Regions from separate parts of the Mus musculus genome. Here region 1 is linked to region 2. Evidence: chromatin loops called from intact Hi-C (ENCODE). Cell type or tissue: left cerebral cortex. All regions are shown on one strand. Links, peaks and the distances in the headings refer to the core of each region. The heading gives the core; the rest is flanking DNA.

Evidence for each region. A loop is a pair of places that touch in the nucleus more often than their neighbours do. Peaks named below come from ENCODE experiments on the same cell type or tissue, not always from the same donor. Only the 100,000 strongest peaks of a DNase experiment are listed, where the experiment ranks them.
Region 1: it touches region 2 in a loop (6-fold over the local background); 2 of 42 quality-filtered maps call a loop at or near these places.

The regions. Positions count from the first base shown.
Region 1 is chr7:24,173,821-24,176,732 of GRCm38, reverse strand. It overlaps Zfp114 (zinc finger protein 114), which reads right to left and starts at 1,711. Exons shown (of 4, transcript NM_001029933.3): 1 at 1,584-1,711; 2 at 567-624. The coding sequence starts at 581. In left cerebral cortex, for the core only: a CTCF peak has its summit at 1,473; DNase peaks (open chromatin) are centred at 1,515 and 1,640; H3K4me3 peaks cover 1,038 bases; H3K27ac peaks cover 584 bases.
Region 2 is chr7:24,111,177-24,114,088 of GRCm38, reverse strand. Zfp112 (zinc finger protein 112) reads right to left here and starts at 1,769. Exons shown (of 5, transcript NM_021307.2): 1 at 1,653-1,769. In left cerebral cortex, for the core only: no CTCF peak of the experiment used is centred there; DNase peaks (open chromatin) are centred at 900, 1,352 and 1,775; H3K4me3 peaks cover 1,765 bases; H3K27ac peaks cover 1,057 bases.

The DNA of each region.
Region 1 (2,912 bases), core at 300-2,799, 63 kb before region 2:
TATGTGCATGCCCTGTGTGTACATGTGTGTAGGTGCCCTGAGAGACCAGAAGAGGGCGCTGGACACCCTGGAATTGGAGTTACAGGCAGTTGTAAGTATCAGGTGTGGGTGCTGGGAACTGAGCCAGTGCCCTTAACTACTGAGCCATCTCTCCAGCCCACTTTTTTGAATTCTTTTTAGTCATCCTTTTACACTTTCCTGTGTGCACTGCACTTTGAGCACATGTTCCCACTGTCCTCTTTTTTTGTTTTTGTTTTTGTTTCGAGACAGGGTTTCTCTGTGCAGTCTTGGCTGTCCTGGAACTCACTTTGTAGACCAGGCTGGCCTCGAACTCAGAAATCCTCCTGCCTCTGCCTCCCAAGTGCTGGGATTAAAGGCGTGTGCCAACATGCCAGGCTCCCACCGTCCTCTCTTATCTCTCCTCCTTCCAGTCCTTTCTTCTCAGCAACTTCCCCTCTTCCTTCATGCAGTTCAGAGAGGCTCAGCTGTAGAGCACTTGCCCAGCATGCAGGGATCCTGTTTCCAATCCCTAGCACTGTGGGCATGGGGGAAGCAACCCGACTTACCTGTAACTTGGTCATTGTTCTCTTCTCTTTGAGACAAGGCAGGGCTCTGGGAAGCAAGCTGGGGGAGGAGGGGCTTCATGAGAACACTGCTAGGACAGTTGGGCCACATGGCTTCCTCAGCTTCTCCATCAGTCCTAAGGGCTGTGTGCGCTGGCCAGGCTTTTCTTTCTAGTTTCTACTCATAGGTAGTGCCATGCCTCACCTTGCTCACAGCTGGGGCTTAGAAAAGGCCACATTCTCTATTTCTGGGTGCTGGGCACTATTGCCTTCACAAATCTGGCTGTGTTAGTGGGCTTCCCAGAAAAACAAATCTTTAAGAAGCTCTGAACTCTGACGAATACTGCGTCATGATTGATCACTGCTCTCGGAAGGGTCTGTTAATGTGACAGCTCTTACACACAATTGTTTCCATACATAGGAATGATAGTCCTCCGCTCTGTCTCTCACACTAAAAGGTTTAAATACTAGTAAATTAAATGCTGTTCATCTGCACGAGCCCCCCACAAAGTCTCTGTTTCCATGTGCATGCAAATAATGAGATATAAAAACCCTCTCTAAGGAAAAGGGAGTTTGTCCCTGGGAAATGGCTCATCAGATAATGGTGACTACAGACGAGGGAGACCACCTGAGTTTCAGTCTCTGAACCCCGCATGGTGGAAGGAGAGACCGGACTCCCACAAGGTATTTCCTGATCTCCTTCATACACAAGCTGTGGCACGTCCCACTAAGGAAATAAGTAAGTAAATTAAAAAATGCAAAAAAAAAATCGCATAAAAACCAGTTGCAAACCACTTAAGGCTTCAGGCCACCTCTCATCACAACTCCTCCCCCATGCTCCCTTGGGATGCTAGATTCTTCCCTCGGACTCCTCCTTCCCCTCCGGAAGCAGGGGAAGTAGGACCAGGTAGCACCGCTTGGGGCTGAGCCCAGCAAGAGGGGACTCAGACACTGCCGCCGCCATCGCCATCGGTGCCCCAGTTCTCCCTGTCCGTGGACTTGTTTCTCCAAGGGACACACCGTTAGCACGAGCACACACGAAGGGCCGCAGGACGCTCCAAGTTTTCACATCTCCAGAAGCACTACCAGCCCGCCTCCGCTTGCAGAAGAGTCTGACCGCCTGGAGTGGGAACTACAATTCCCAGAATGCTTCAGTAGAAGCGCCAAACTATAGTGCCCTTCTGTAATGACATTCCCCAGCTCTCTAAAACCATCAATAAGTTCCAAGCTGTTTTAACTACAGTGGGCCCCCGGAAATCTTTTTTTTTTTTTTTTTTTTTTTTTGGTGGAGCGGGAGAGGAGGAGGAAGGGGGAGCTTGCTCTCCTGGGTTGCTTTTCGATTTATTCATTTCTGAAATGCCACTGTCAGGGCCTGTTGTTTGCCGTTGTTTGTAGACTCAAATAGTATGCAAAAGCAAAGAGTGTTTTATTCAGCAGAAGACCAGCGGGGATCCCTCATTCCAAAAAGGAGAGAACCCAAAGTGTGATTGTAAGCCCAATTTGAAGCACATTAGGGGAGTTCCAGGATAGGTGCGCTTTGTCTTACTTCACCTTTAGGTATTCTAGAACCATTACCAGGGCGTGGAGGGCCCGAAACTATTGCTGAGGAATCCTAGGATAAGTGGGCTTTGTCTTACTCTATCTCCACGGAAATTCCAGAACCATTACTGAGACATGGGGCTGGAAACTGTTGCTGACCCATCGTCCTAGATTCAGGCTATGTGGCTGGGCACCTTCTAGTTTCTGACTAGCTGCCTGACTTGTTTGTTTGTTTGTTTGTTTGTTTGTTTGTTTGTTTTTCTAACTTGCATGGGCTTTCCTGAACTTGCCCAGTTCTTAGGCCTAGTCTCTTGAATACTGATTTGAAACCTATCATGGAGCCATCACGAAAGACAAATATGGATATTTTGTTATTGTTGTTTTGATTCCCCTACCCCCACCCCTCCCCGGAGACACAACATCTCTCTGTATGTAGACTTGACTGTTCTGGAACTCCCCACCCCCTCCCGTAAACAATGGTGGCCTCTAAGGCATAGATCAGCCTGCCTCTGCCTCCCTAGTGTTGGGCTGAAAAGTGTGGGCCATCACACACTGCTATTGATACTTTTGAAAAACAATGAAGTCCCATATTATATTTCTATATAAACGTTAAAACTTCAACTGTGAAGCTATAGGAGCCTGATCTGGCAGCAGAGTTAGAGCCCCTTCATAGATTCCCTCTGTAAGGCATTGGGGAAAGGCTCAGTGGTAGAGCCCTGCCTAAAATCTTCTAGTGAGGGGTTGGGATCATAACTTGATGGTAGAACCCCCTGCCTAGAATCCCCCAGTGAAGGGCTGGGGGTGTAGCTC
Region 2 (2,912 bases), core at 296-2,795:
TTTTTTTTTTTTTTTTAAATCTATTTATTTGTGGGTGTGTGTATCTACAACAATTCTCTTCTTCCACCATATGAGTCCTAAGGATCAAATTCAGGACGTCAGGCTTGGTGGCAAGTGCCTTTGCAGGCTGAGCCATTTCAGTATGGCTAGTGCAAATACGATTGTAAAAAATGATTCTGTAGTGTTATCTGCAAATATGATTGTAGAAGTAACTGTAGCGTATACGATTAAGAAAATAAGTAGACTATAAAGAAATATAATTACCTAGGAACACAGGATATAATGATAATAATTTTATATTTTTTGGTACAATCAGTAAATTTTTAACCTATGTTCTAAAAAACAAATTTTATTTTTTTCCTTAAATAGAAGTGATAAAAATAATGATGACTCCACATCCAATAAAGCTCTTTTAAGAGTTATATTTATTAATTTGGATAGAACCCGTACAGCATTTAGTTTTAAATGTTTATATTTCATACTTATTCTTTATGTCCAAGCATTTCTCTATCCCGTCCAGAATTAATTAAAAAATATTAGGGTAACTTCATAAGTGGATCTGCTAATGAGTAAAGAGAGCCTCACTCCTCAGAACAGACAGATTGACAGAAGGATGCTAAGGTCTACCCCTGTGTATTAGTTACTTTTTGTTGCTGTGATCAAACACCATGAATAAGGTGTGGAAGAAAGCGTTTATTTTGGCTTTCAGTTCCATAATAGTAGGGACAGCATGGCAGGTGGCAGACTTGTCAACAGGAGCAAGAAGCTGAGAGCTCCCTTCTGAAACTCAAGCATAGCGAGCAAACACCTTGGAGGCTGACCCCGCCCCATGACGTATTTCTCCAGCAAGGCCACACCAGCCAAACCTCCAGAAACAGCACCCCGCCCTCTAAACTGTGGACCTGGCATCCAAAGGTTGGACCCTACGGGGTCATTTCTCATTCAAACGACTGCACCACTACCACGTTCTCTGATGCCTCTTTCCCCTGCAGCACTTTTTATATAAAGGATTAAGAAGACAACTTGCTCGGAGAAACCGGACTTCAGCTAACACCTCTCCCGGCCCCCGTAAGGCACAGTGGACACTGCACACAAAGCTGGGAACGATTGTCTCAACAAAAACAAAACAAGTCATTAAGGACTTTGATAATGGGGACAGGCTGGGTCCAGAGACCCTACAGCAGGAGCTCTGAGACCATCCGTGGGTCACTAAAGCGTCCAGCTTCTCTGAAATTGGAAAGCACCGATAGTAAATGTCCCATTTCCTACCGCGCGTCAGCAGTTTTGAGCCTTGCAGGAAACTCTAGATCACTCTTGGATAGGTACCAAGGCGTGGTGGAAAGCATGGAGGCAGAGATGGAGAGTCTGAACTCCACTGCTGGGAGATGGCATCGTGACCAGAGCTAGGGAGGCGGCTGGGGGTGCCCATCGCCCAGGAGACCCTCCATCCAGGTGACTGACAGCCCCGGGCCAGGCCTGAGTCAGTGTGTGCAATCGCAGCACACTCGGGCATGCTCTTCCAAAGTAAGTTCACGTTCTACCTTTCCGAGGCAGACTTCCTTACCCAGGATACAAGCCTGGTGGCTATCACCCAGGGCAACCTGAAAAGGATCGCTCACACTCGGGAGGGGTCAGTAAAGGGGAGGGCTCACCTTTCTGAAAGGAACGGAACAAGGCCTCACACACCTGGGGCGGAAGTGACTCTTCCCGCATAGGCAGCCAGGACTACACTTCCCAGAATTCCCGAAGGTTGCGGGGAGAACAGTCTCCTGCAGTCTCCTGCAGAGGATCTTGCACACTGAGGATTCCCAAACTACATTTCCCAACCGGAAGGATGGCCTCTCAGCCCCCCCCCCCCACCTGCAGCGGAAGTTATCTTATCATCCCGGGGATGGGAGGGTCATGAACTACATTTCCCAGAATTTTCAGAGTCCTTGCCTTCCCCGAGCGGAAGTGCCATGGAGTAAGGAAACCGGACTTCAGACTTTTGAAAGTCCTTGGCATACCCTAAGCCAAAAATCTTCGAACCACGATGCTTTCCCTGCTTTCTGTGGAAGATTGGGATAAACAGCGCTTTCCCCAGAGCACGTCAGGGACTGCTTGGGTCTACAGTTCACGGGATCTGCAGGGCCTGCCTTAACCCCAGCGGACCTCCCTTCCAGATCATTTGCATAGTCCTGAGTTTAGGGATTCCCCTTATTATTATTATTATTATTTTTTATATTTTTTATTAGGCATTTTCCTCATTTACATTTCCAATGCTATCCCAAAAGTCCCCCTCCCCCCACTCCCCTACTCACCCACTCCCCCTTTTTGGCCCTGGAGTTCCCCTGTACTGGGGCATATAAAGTTTGCATGTCCAATGGGCCTCTCTTTCCAGTGATGGCCGACTAGGCCATCTTTTGATACATATGCAGCTAGAGTCAAGAGCTCCGGGGTACTGGGTAGTTCATAATGTTGTTCCACCTATAGGGTTGCAGATCCCTTTAGCTCCTTGGCTACTTTCTCTAGCTCCTCCATTGGGAGCCCTGTGATCCATCCAATAGCTGATTGTGAGCATCCACTTCTGTGTTTGCTAGGCCCCGGCATAGTCTCACAAGAGACAGCTATATTAGGGTCCTTTCAGCAAAATCTTGCTAGTTTATGCAATGGTGTCAGGGTTTGGAGGCTGATTATGGGATGGGATTCCCCTTATTTAATTCTGCTGATTATCACTATTCACCTTCAGCTCTCCAACCTCCACTGTCTTTATAAAAATCTTGGAAAAGAAAAGCTTTTCAAACGTGACACTAGGACAAACTCAACGTAACTAATCCCCACCCAGTTCAAGAAGCAATTCTATAAAAAGCATGGAAGCAGGAATGCAGAAAAAGGTAAATCAAGTACAAAGGAACTGAATTAATAATTTTAAA